3 separate regions of the Homo sapiens genome follow, and regions 1 and 2 are each linked to region 3. A link is a contact called in ENCODE Hi-C or POLR2A ChIA-PET data. All regions are on one chromosome and are shown on one strand. Each heading gives the region's core, a stretch centred on a gene start or an enhancer-like site at or near the end of the contact. The rest is flanking DNA. Distances are from core to core; before and after follow the strand shown.

Region 1 (3,645 bases), core at 971-3,470, 630 kb before region 3:
GATTACAGGCGTGAGCCACCACACCTGGCCTGTTTTTGTACTATTTAAGGAAGACTAAGAGTCTACCAGCTGAGGAATACAGCTGGCCTCGAGGCTGAGGGAACAGCATGAGCACAGACACAGAGCTAATGGGGGCATTTACAAAGCATTTATCACCAATTTATTTATTTATTTATTGGAGACGGAGTTTCACTCTTGTTGCCCAGGCTGGAGTGCAATGGTGCAATCTTGGCTCACTGAAACCTCTGCCTACTGGGTTCAAGCGATTCTCCTGTCTCAGCCTCCCGAGTAGCTGGGATTACAGGTATGCACCACCACATCCGGCTAATTTTGTATTTTTTAGTAGAGACAGGGTTTCTCCATGTTAGTCAGACTGGTCTCGAACTCCCGACCTCAGGTGATCTGCCCGCCTCAGCATCCCAAAGTCCTGGGGTTATTGGCATGAGCCACTGTGCCCAGTATTTATTTGAGACAGAGTCTCGCTCTGTCACCCAGATTGTAGTGCAGTGGCATGATCTCGGCTCACTGCAACCCCCGCCTCCTGGGCTCTGGTGATCCCCCCACCTCAGTCTCTAGAGTAGCTGGGACTAGGCGCATGCCACCACATTCAGCTAATTTCTGTATTATTTGTAGAGACAAGGTCTCACTATATTGCCCAGGCTGGAGTCAAACTCCTGGGCTCAAGAGATCCTCCTGCCTCAGCCTCCCAAAATGCAGGGAATACAGGCATGAACCACTTCACCCAGCCACCACTTAAGTTTTTTTTTTAATAATCAGTATTGCTGCAGATATCATTTAATTTTGATAGGGGGCCTAGTGGTATGGAGCAACCCATGTTCCCATTTTACAGATGAGAAAATCGCTGCTCAGGAATATCAAGCCACTCTTTTGGGGTTGTGCAGTTATTACAGGGCACAGCCAGGATTCAACTCAAGCCTAGCCAGCCTGCAGGGTAGGGGATAAGAGCCAGCCAGCCTGCCTGGGGGCCAGATTTAGCTCCCCCCGATGAGTCCTGAAAAAGTACTGGACTCCCGTGGCTCATGCCTGTAATCCTAGCACTTTGGCAGGCCGAGGCAGGTGGATCACCTAAGATCAGGAGTTTGAGACCAGCCTGGCCAACATGGTGAAACCCCGTCTCTACTAAAAATACAAAAATTAGCTGGGTGTGGTGGTGCATGCCTGTAATCCCAGCTACTCGGGAGGCTGAGGCAGGAGAATCGCTTGAACCTGGGAGGCAGAGACTGCAGTGAGCTGAGATGGCGCCACTGCACCCCAGCCTGGGCAACAGAGCAAGACGCTGTCTCAAAACAAAAAAAAAAAAAAAGAAAAGAAAAGAAAAGAAACCAGGCTATGTAAAAATATTATTGTAAAAAATTAAATTAAATCAAAAAAAGGCCGGTAGCCCATACCTGTAATCCCAGTACCTCACAGTACTTTGGGAGGCTGAGGCAGGAGGACGGCTTGAGGCCCGGAGTTCAAGAGCAGCCTGGGCAACATAGCGAGACCTCCGTCTCTATTATGTAAAAACAATAATATTTTTTAAGTAAATAAAGAAACCAGGCCGTGGCCAAAGGAATCTTCCTGTGTCTGGGGCCTTCTTTAGAGGCTAGCATACTGAGGACACTCTTTGGGCCAGTCCAGGAAGGAATGATTCTGGTGGCCCCTGACTGGGGCGGGGGCGTGGTAAGGTTCGCCTGGGAGGCGGCGCAGGCGCTGCCTGCGGTTTGACTGCCATCCGGGCTGCTGCAGGCACTGGGAAAGGCAATCCAGCCTCAATCCTCGCCACAGACACGGGCGACTGTCCCCCAGCGTGTGAGTCAAACCATACTCCAGGCCTCCAGGAGGTGTTTGTCGCGACAACACCTGCAGAGGGCCCGTGCGGAGTCCCTTAGTGAGCGGACCGAAAACCGCCACCCTGGAAGGATATTGGCATGCCCTAGGGTGAAAATTCACACTACGACACTCGGGGGGTGGGTCCCCTCCGAGTTCTCGTCCGCGGGTGCCTCCACCCAGACCTGAGGGGTGTCGGGAAGACCCCCGCCTACCGAGTCAGGGCGGGATTAAGACCTCCGGCGCTGGAAACGCGTAGGGCGGGGCCCAGACCTGGATCCAGCTAGCCGGGCGGTGTGGGGTGCGCATGCGCAATGTCCGCTTCGGCTCTAGGACCGCGCGGGCGACAGCAGGGCCGCGGTGCAGTGTCCGACCCGAGAGTTGCGGCCTGAGTCACCGGCCCCGCCCTCCGGAGCCGGACGCTGCGGGAGGCCCGGGAGCGGCAGTGGAACCGACTCCCAGAACTCCGGACGTGTGCGGCGGTAAGCGCCCGGCCCGTACCCCCTCCGCACCCCGCAACTCCGACTTTGGCGGCCCCCAGACCCGGCGAAACCGTGAAGTCTCGGCCTCAGGAGCCCCCCAGATCCATGGTCTCAGATTCGAACCCTCAGACCTGTTCGATCTCCTTTTATGCCGTCCCGGGGACCCTTCTCCACCCTCTGTCTCATGATCCAAAATACAGGCCCATAGGTTTCAGAGATACCCTGTGAATTCTTCCTTGGGGTGTCCTGAACCGCGATCGTAGATCTGTGCCCCCAGTTCCAGCGGGGAACCCCATTGTCCGGGAACCCAGAGCTCACAGCCACGATCTTAGACCCGAGCCCACAGAGCCAGAGGTGACACTGGAATCCTGCCGCTGGGAATACCTAAATTCTCAAGCCCACATTTGGGATTTCCTAAACCCCGCCCTGGGGCCCTTTAGGCCGTGGATGTTTGCTCCGCGCCCATGACCTGCCAAGGACCTCTACATTCAGGCTGGGCTCTGGATCTCACATTCTAGCGCCCAGACATGTCGGGAACGCCTTACGCCAACTTGGGGTCCCCACCAAGAGAACCCCCACCAGATCTGCACCCTCCCCTTCACGCGTGCACCCAGTCCAGGCTCCCTCAAGCCCCACGGGTGCCTTTTAGACCTGAGGAGGTTGCAAACCTGATCCCCCATACCTGCCCCACCCATCCGCGGACAACCCGCCCTCGCAAACTCAGACCCCCACCCGGAGGCTTCAGATTCCTCCCAGGTCCAGCTGCCGGAAATGCGTGTTTGAAGGGAGGGTGTGGGCTCAGGGGCGAAGCACCCACTGGTCCCCTTTTTTCCCCCCAGCAGTGAGTCGCAGCCATGTTCCTGGTTAACTCGTTCTTGAAGGGCGGCGGCGGCGGCGGCGGGGGAGGCGGGGGCCTGGGTGGGGGCCTGGGAAATGTGCTTGGAGGCCTGATCAGCGGGGCCGGGGGCGGCGGCGGCGGCGGCGGCGGCGGCGGCGGTGGTGGAGGCGGCGGTGGCGGTGGAACGGCCATGCGCATCCTAGGCGGAGTCATCAGCGCCATCAGGTAAGGCGGAGACTATCAGAGGGGCGGGGCCTGGGAATGGGAGGAGCCTCAGTGAGGCGTGGTCTGGGAGGGGCGTGGTCTAAAAATAGAATAGGATTAACCTGGAGGCTAACCTGGGTACATGAATTAGGCCGGGGAGGCCTGGTTTGAGAGTTCTGCTGTAAGGGGGTGGACCCCAGTGAGGCGGATATCAGTCATTGGGGGCGGTGCTTGATATGGGAGTAGTCTGATTGTGTGGGACCAGGACAATGTGGTCCTGAGGGGACTGAT
Region 2 (3,543 bases), core at 228-2,727, 660 kb before region 3:
TTAGAAAGCCCTCGCGCCACTTACCTCGGCCCGCGCACTGTGTGACTGGAAGAACACAGCCTCCTTGTGGCCGCACCTGAGAGGGTAGGGGCTCGGTCACCGGAGGCTTCACACCCTTCCCTCCTCCCTTCGCCCAGTGAGGAGACGAGCCTCACTTTACCTCCCCAGTACCAGCTGAACGCTCACTTTTGGCACGGGTGGTCCTCGGTCCGCGGCAACGTGGGGTCCTGGGACACGTCGGCGATAATCTGGGTCAGTTCGCTGCAGGGACGCGGGGGTGCAAAATTACGCTCAGACCCAGCCTCCAGAGCCAACACCCCCGCCCCCAGCTCAGGGCCCGCCACTCACTCCACTTCGTGCGTGATCTTGTTGACATAGATGCAGCTGTTGTCGGCCTCCTGCTGGTAATCACAGTTCCGGCACTACGAGAGGGCGAGTGTGGGGGAAAGGGGGTCACGGAAGGATTCCAGACAAGATTGGGAGGAGAGGGCAGGGTGATCCCGGAGGATATGACGACAGGACTCTCTTTGGGGATGGGCAGGACATGAGAGTCAGGATCACTTGAGGTGCAGCGGAGGGCGAACAGGGAGTCCGATCACAGAGGCAGGGGGCAGGGCGGGGCCACGCTGGGAACAGGTGGACCTGCCGGGGAAGACCCCGGCGCTCACCGCGTAGAGCAGAATGCGGTTCTCCTTGTCTTCCTTGGGGTACAGCATGTTGTTACTGTGGGGAGGGGGAGGTGCCAGGGGTTAGTTCTGGAGCCATTCCTCGCCCGCCTTCTAACATCACCCGCTCCCTCCGCCTCACCATTCCTGGCAGAAGCGAATACCCACGAAGCCCGGCTCGTAAGTCCCGTCGGGCTCCATGGCGACGCGCAGCCCGCGCAGCCCTCCCAGCCTTCCGCGCTTGCTCCGCCGCGCTACAGGTCGCGGGAGGGGCCAGGCCTAGGTGCTTCGCCAAAAGAGGGCGGAGCTGCGCACACGTGCTGGCTCCCCGCCGCCTCGGGCTCGGCTCTCTCCGCGCAGAGGTTTCATGGCTTGCTTCAATCTTTTGATATCTTAGAGTAATTGCTTCCAATTTTTGGGCATCGCCGCCTCAGTTTACAGAATAGTATGGATCTGGTGCCAGAGCCGGGAAAACGATGCGCATCGTAAACCGCAAAACACTGAGCATCCAGGACAGAAGCCAAGGCGCTTGGCTTGGTTGAAGGCCAGTGCGCATGCGCGAGTTTACCCTTCGCGGACTGGGCGAGCTCTTGCCACTCCTACCTCCGGGCTTCAGTCTTCGCCGCCTGTTCTGGTCCTTTCCCGGGCCGCTATTGGAAGAACCGTGAACTATGGAAGGCCCCTCTGGATTGGCTGGGCTGGCCCAAGAGTAAGGAGAGCCCTCTTCCTGGCGGTGGGGAAGGGACGGCGGCGATTGGCGGACGCTCCTGGCAGGAGAGCGCGGATTGGTCAGGCACGGAGCAGGAGGCGGGGCTGATAGCCCAGCAGCAGCAGCGGCGGCGGCGGCTGCGGAGCGGGTGTGAGGCGGCTGGACCGCGCTGCAGGCATCCGCAGGGCGCGGCAAGATGGAGGTGACGGGGGTGTCGGCACCCACGGTGACCGTTTTCATCAGCAGCTCCCTCAACACCTTCCGCTCCGAGAAGCGATACAGCCGCAGCCTCACCATCGCTGAGTTCAAGGTGTGGCCATGGGGGCGGGGTCCGGAGGGGCGGGGCGAAGAAATTGGGGGGTTCCCGGAAGGGGGAGGCTGGGAGGGGCCGGGGAGTGACTGGGCGGGCCCGGAGGTGATCCCAGGCTGCGGAGGCTGGGGACCCGGTCGCGGCGGGGCGGGTCCGGAGAGAACTCGAGAGTGCAGAGATGAGGGCCGGGTCCAGCGAAAAATCCGACGGTCCAGAGGGCGGGGGCAAGAGGCGAGGGGCTGGATTGCGGCCCCGTGCGTCCTGACTGGGGGGTCTTTTGGAGGAAAAGGGACGTGGCGATGGTCATTGATGCAAGGGGCGGGGCCTCCGTGGCCTCCTTCTTCTCACCCTGCCTCCTCCTCACAGTGTAAACTGGAGTTGCTGGTGGGCAGCCCTGCTTCCTGCATGGAACTGGAGCTGTATGGAGTTGACGACAAGTTCTACAGCAAGCTGGATCAAGAGGATGCGCTCCTGGGCTCCTACCCTGTAGATGACGGCTGCCGCATCCACGTGAGGACTCTCTATCTGGGACACTCCCCCACCCCACCTTTCATTTGGTTATTCAACAGACACTTGCTGGGCTTTGCCCTCAGTCATACCCGAGATAGGTCCTGCCTTCGTGGAGCCTCCAGTGCAGCCTGACGAGAGACAGACCCATCATTAGACAGGGACAGCCTAGAGTGGTCTGGGCTGGGATCAGGAAATCCCAGGGGACTGGAGCCACCAAGAAGAGGTGCCTGACTCCACCTGGGAGAATCAGAGAGGGCTTCCTGGAGGAAGGGATGTCTGAGCTGAGGGATGAGGAAAGGGTGACTTAAGAGAAAGAGGTGGAAAGGAGGGAGCAGGGTGTACAGAGGCCTAGAATGTGAGGTAGGTCACAGTGAGCGACCAGGCTGGACAGCTTGGGAGAAACCAGAACACAGGATCTCTTTGTGCATCCACTCAGTACATCCTTTCTGTCTTTTTTTGAGACAGAGTCTCACTCTGTCACCCAACCTGGAATGGAGTGCAGTGGCACTATCGGGCTCACTGCAGCCTTCACCTCCTGGGTTCAAGTGATCCTTGTGCCCCAGCCTCCCGAGTAGCTGGGATTACAGGTGCCCACCCAGCTAATTTTTGTATTTTTAGTAGAGATGGGTTTTTGCCATGTTGGCCAGGCTGGTCTGGAACTCCTGACCTCAAGTGATCAGCTCACCTTGGCCTACTAAAGTGCTGGGATTACAGGCGTGAGCCACCAAGCCCAGCCCCTTTCTGTCCTTATTCCCTCCCGACCTCACTCAGTCTGTAGCAGCCACATTGCTCCTTGCACAGTCCAGGTGAGCTCGGCCTCTGGATCCTGGGCCTGAATGGTTCTTTTGTCATATGCCTGCGTGCCTCACCCTTCCTTCCTGTCTTAATTTAAAGTGTCAGTATTCTAGTGAAGTCTTCACCGGCCTCAGTGTTAACGTTTACCTCATTCCTTTCCCCTTCTTTGCTTTATTTTAGATTTTTGTGTTTACAAGTAATTCTCCTCTGACACACTCTGGATTTCTCTCATCTGGTTTATTTACTCTCTGTCTCCCTGGATTCGAGTGCCCTGAGGGTGGAAATTTTGATCACTATAATTCACTACTGTGTCCCCAGTACTTGGAATAGTGCCTGGGACAGGGAGGATAGTCCGTGAATCGTTTTTTGTTTTGTTTTGTTCGAGACAGAGTTTTGCCCTTGTTCCCCAGGCCGGAATGCAGTGGTGTGATCTCAGCTCACTGCAACCTCTGTCTCCTGGGTTCAAGCTATTCTCCTGCCTCAGCCTCCCAAGTAGCTGGGATTACAGGTGTGCACCACCACGCCTGGCTAATTTTGTAATTTTGTATTTTAAG
Region 3 (3,211 bases), core at 452-2,951:
AAGGCTCTTGTTTTTGCCTTCTTTCTCTCACGGCCAAGAAAATTAAGGAACAGGGACACAAAGGATGAGGTCGGAGCGGAAGTTTAATAAGCAAAAGAAGAAAGCTCTCCCCAGCGGAGGGACCCAAAAGAGGGTTGCCAACTAGGAGGCTGAATCTGGGGGGGTTTATTAACTGGGAAGGGGAGGAACGTGGGCTGTCTTGAAGAAAGCACTACCCAGCTTGGCCCTGGGACCTTAGCCCGGGACCAATCCCAGGCTGAAGTGAAAGTTTGGCCCAGGACCAATCAGGGGCTGAAGTGAAAGTTTGGCCCGGGACCAATCAGGGGCTGAAGTGAAAGTTTGGCCCGGGACCAATCAGGAGCTGAAGTGAAAGTTTGGCCCGGGACCAATTAGGGGCTGAAGTGAAAGTTTGGCCCGGGACCAATCAGGAGCTGAAGTGAAAGTTTGGGCCGGGACCAATCAGGAGCTGAAGTGAAAGTTTGGCCCGGGACCAATCAGGGGCTGAAGTGAAAGCTTGGCCCGGGACCAATGAGGGGGTGAAGTTATGATTCAAAGAGGCCGCGCTCACAGTCTAAAGCATGTCCAAAAAAGGAAAGTGGCCGCCGGAACCTGTTAGTCCAAGCTGCACCGTTTCGTAAGCCCCCACCATTTCACAGACCCTGGTCAGAGGGAAACATTCCACCCGGGTTTGGGCTGTGCGAAACATCCTTCCCAACCGCCTGACTTCCTTATCACATCCTGCTGGGCAAAAGCCCAAGAAACATCCTTATCAACTTTCTCCCAGGCAACAAGCCATACCGCCCAGACCCCTCCTGCCCAGGCCTGTAATTACCCCAGCCTGGAAGCGGCAGTGGGCTCTGGCATTTAGTTGGTCCCCGCCATAGAGCCGCCAACTCTCTCTCTTTCTTTAACCCTCGCCTTCCCTTCAAAATCTAACAGAGCCCACCGTGTACATGCCCACAAAAGAAGCGACTATTTCGTGGAAGCCCGCTGGTCACACAAAGGACAAAGGCGTTTCTATGTTGGGCCTCGGTCCCTTATCAGTGCAGCTGAGGAATGTCTTCAGGACAACCCCCCTGTGGAGTTTTCCTTATGTATGCCTGCAGCCTGATTTTTCAGGCTGTTTCTCTGTTTAAAGGACTTTTACCAAGGTCCCACCCTAACTGCCTAAAGAGTTTTTTCTCTCAAGGGGACACACAAAGTCCCAATCGCACACATGCCTCCGCATATCCACTTACCCACTGCCTCACAGCCAATCACACTCTCCTCTCTCACATACACCAAGGGGCCACACAAGTTGCACTTGCACAGCCACAGACCTGCAACTCACGCACACAAGGTACTGCACAGACACGCAAAGTCACACACCCACCCCGGGACACGCAGTCCAACCACACAGTCACCGGTTCTTCACATCCGCACGCACAACGAGGGTCGTCCAGGACACACACACCCACTCCGGGCGCGCACAGTCACAAGCGCCCACCTGATCACCCAGAGTCAGCACCACACAGCCACAGTCACAGACCACGGAGACCCACGGCAGCCATCGCGATCACACACGCAAACTCCTCTCCTCAGCCCTCCACACACAAAAGGACCGGAGCCGGATTCCTCACCCTCAGCATTCTCTGGTTCCGCTCGGGGCCAGCCTAGCCAAGTTCCTCAGGACTCCAAGGCGCGGCGGCAGCTAAATCGGCACAGCAAACGGTCCCGCCACCTGGCTAAGAGGAAGCCAAAATCTCGCGAGACGTGGCGTCGGCCTGCGGGATCCTCTGGGAAATGTAGTCCAGAGCCCGACTGCGGGCTTCCCTATGCCTCTCATTTCCAAGCCTGGCTTGTTTCCTTTTACCGCTCCTCTCCAACGAGGATCGCAGAGCCCTCATGCCGAGCGGCTCGCTATGGGGCCGGCTCGCCCGCTAGAGTGGTCAGGCCTGATTATCCCTGGCAGCTCTGTTATCTGGGGTAAGACACAGGAAAACGTGCTTCCGGTTCTCGGCGGAAGTAGCCCCGAACGGTAGAACCGATGGGAAATGTAGTCCAGGGCAGAAAAGCGGTCAACCCAGCCACGATGCGAGCCAAAGGATTCTTGGCTCCAAGCCTGGTCCTGGCTGTTAGTTTGGAACTCATGCACCCAGATGCTAACTCGCCCTCAGAATGCAGAGGGGATGAAACACTGACCGGACAATTCAATCTGTATATGGGTGAGTCCAGGGCTCAGTCTGCATTGCGCGGAAAATGAAGGTGAAGGTGGAGGTGGGACCTGATGGTCTCGTCCCGGATAGGGTTGAAGAAGTGGGAGAAAAGGAATCAAAATCGTGGATGGGATAAGATTGTGCGCGAATGCTCTCTGGGAGCGGATCGTGGCCGACGAGGGCCCGAAGATGCTGCCTTGTGATCGCAGGTGTGAGTGGAAGCTGTGTGAGTGTCAATGTGAGTTGCCTGTTTGGGAGACCAGCATTGTATTTTTGTATCAGGTAGTAACCTTGGAGCCAGGTATTTGTAAAATTATGATAAGAGGGCATCATTCTGGAGCATCGATTTTATTTGGAGGTTGACAGGAGAGGGAAAAAAACCCCTAATATCTGATAAACAACATAAATAGATTTTTATGTTAAAGTAGTTATATTTATTACGGTCTAGAATGCAAATCCAACATGGCTTTTAAAGCAAGAAAGATTTTTTTTATACAAAGTCAAAGGTATTATTTTTATACACTTACTACAAAACATACAAATAGTATACCAAGCCTAAGAATATAAAGAGTCTAGCTTTAATTAATTGAATGTAAATTTAAAAACAAGCATCTAATAAGTAGTCCTTTTCACACATCGAAAAGCCAATTTCGGAATTTTTTTAAAAACTCAAATTACAAAGTAACAAATATCTGGTGTCTTAGTAACTTGAAGATCAGTACTAATGATTAAGCCAGCTTATATGCTAATATGATACATGAAAAAGCCTGTATTTCACAAATAGCAAACCACTAAAACTTTAATTTTCCACAGAAGCCATTGTTTCACACCAATAATTATGTTAAAGATCAAGACAGGCTAAAAGTTTTTAATGAGCACTGAATCCATTAAAACTTGGCAAATTTTTCCACGAAGGTAGAATTTTAATTTCTGTTTAAACCATGGGTAGATGGTACACCCTTGTGAGGGTGTACTGTAAGTACTTCTAAGGAGCTTTATCAGACTTCATCCCAAAT

What was found. Hi-C counts contacts between places; a loop is a spot of excess contacts on that map. ChIA-PET counts read pairs that join two places held with the same protein, here RNA polymerase II (POLR2A). Pooled maps may share reads with other maps.
Region 1: a map of naive thymus-derived CD4-positive, alpha-beta T cell shows a loop between it and region 3 (17-fold over the local background). The contact joins the promoter of CAPNS1 here to the promoter of ZNF850 in region 3. A Hi-C loop is called at or near these places in 4 of 168 maps with a recorded cell type or tissue (cardiac septum, endothelial cell of umbilical vein and naive thymus-derived CD4-positive, alpha-beta T cell), 12 of 37 single-sample maps with no recorded cell type and 19 of 50 pooled maps. POLR2A ChIA-PET finds 5 or more read pairs at or near these places in 2 of 52 experiments (B cell and PC-9).
Region 2: a map with no recorded cell type shows a loop between it and region 3 (26-fold over the local background). The contact joins the promoter of TBCB here to the promoter of ZNF850 in region 3. A Hi-C loop is called at or near these places in 2 of 168 maps with a recorded cell type or tissue (endothelial cell of umbilical vein and naive thymus-derived CD4-positive, alpha-beta T cell), 13 of 37 single-sample maps with no recorded cell type and 14 of 50 pooled maps.

What each region holds. Positions count from the first base shown.
Region 1 is chr19:36,137,846-36,141,490 of GRCh38, forward strand. It overlaps CAPNS1 (calpain small subunit 1), which reads left to right and starts at 2,221. Exons shown (of 11, transcript NM_001749.4): 1 at 2,221-2,312; 2 at 3,152-3,375. The coding sequence starts at 3,167. LOC105372385 (a long non-coding RNA gene) reads right to left here and starts at 2,137. Exons shown (of 3, transcript XR_935954.3): 1 at 2,046-2,137. RefSeq lists enhancers at 2,488-2,537, 2,628-2,687.
Region 2 is chr19:36,113,991-36,117,533 of GRCh38, forward strand. It overlaps TBCB (tubulin folding cofactor B), which reads left to right and starts at 1,478. Exons shown (of 6, transcript NM_001281.3): 1 at 1,478-1,684; 2 at 2,051-2,194. The coding sequence starts at 1,571. POLR2I (RNA polymerase II subunit I) reads right to left here and starts at 885. Exons shown (of 6, transcript NM_006233.5): 1 at 808-885; 2 at 669-723; 3 at 349-422; 4 at 187-261; 5 at 25-76. The coding sequence starts at 866. RefSeq lists enhancers at 1-380, 399-528, 2,119-2,208 and a silencer at 1,719-1,808.
Region 3 is chr19:36,771,106-36,774,316 of GRCh38, forward strand. It overlaps ZNF850 (zinc finger protein 850), which reads right to left and starts at 1,702. Exons shown (of 5, transcript NM_001193552.2): 1 at 1,620-1,702. LOC728485 (a long non-coding RNA gene) reads left to right here and starts at 2,048. Exons shown (of 2, transcript NR_164117.1): 1 at 2,048-2,404. RefSeq lists a silencer at 1,242-1,536 and enhancers at 1,523-1,662, 1,803-1,962.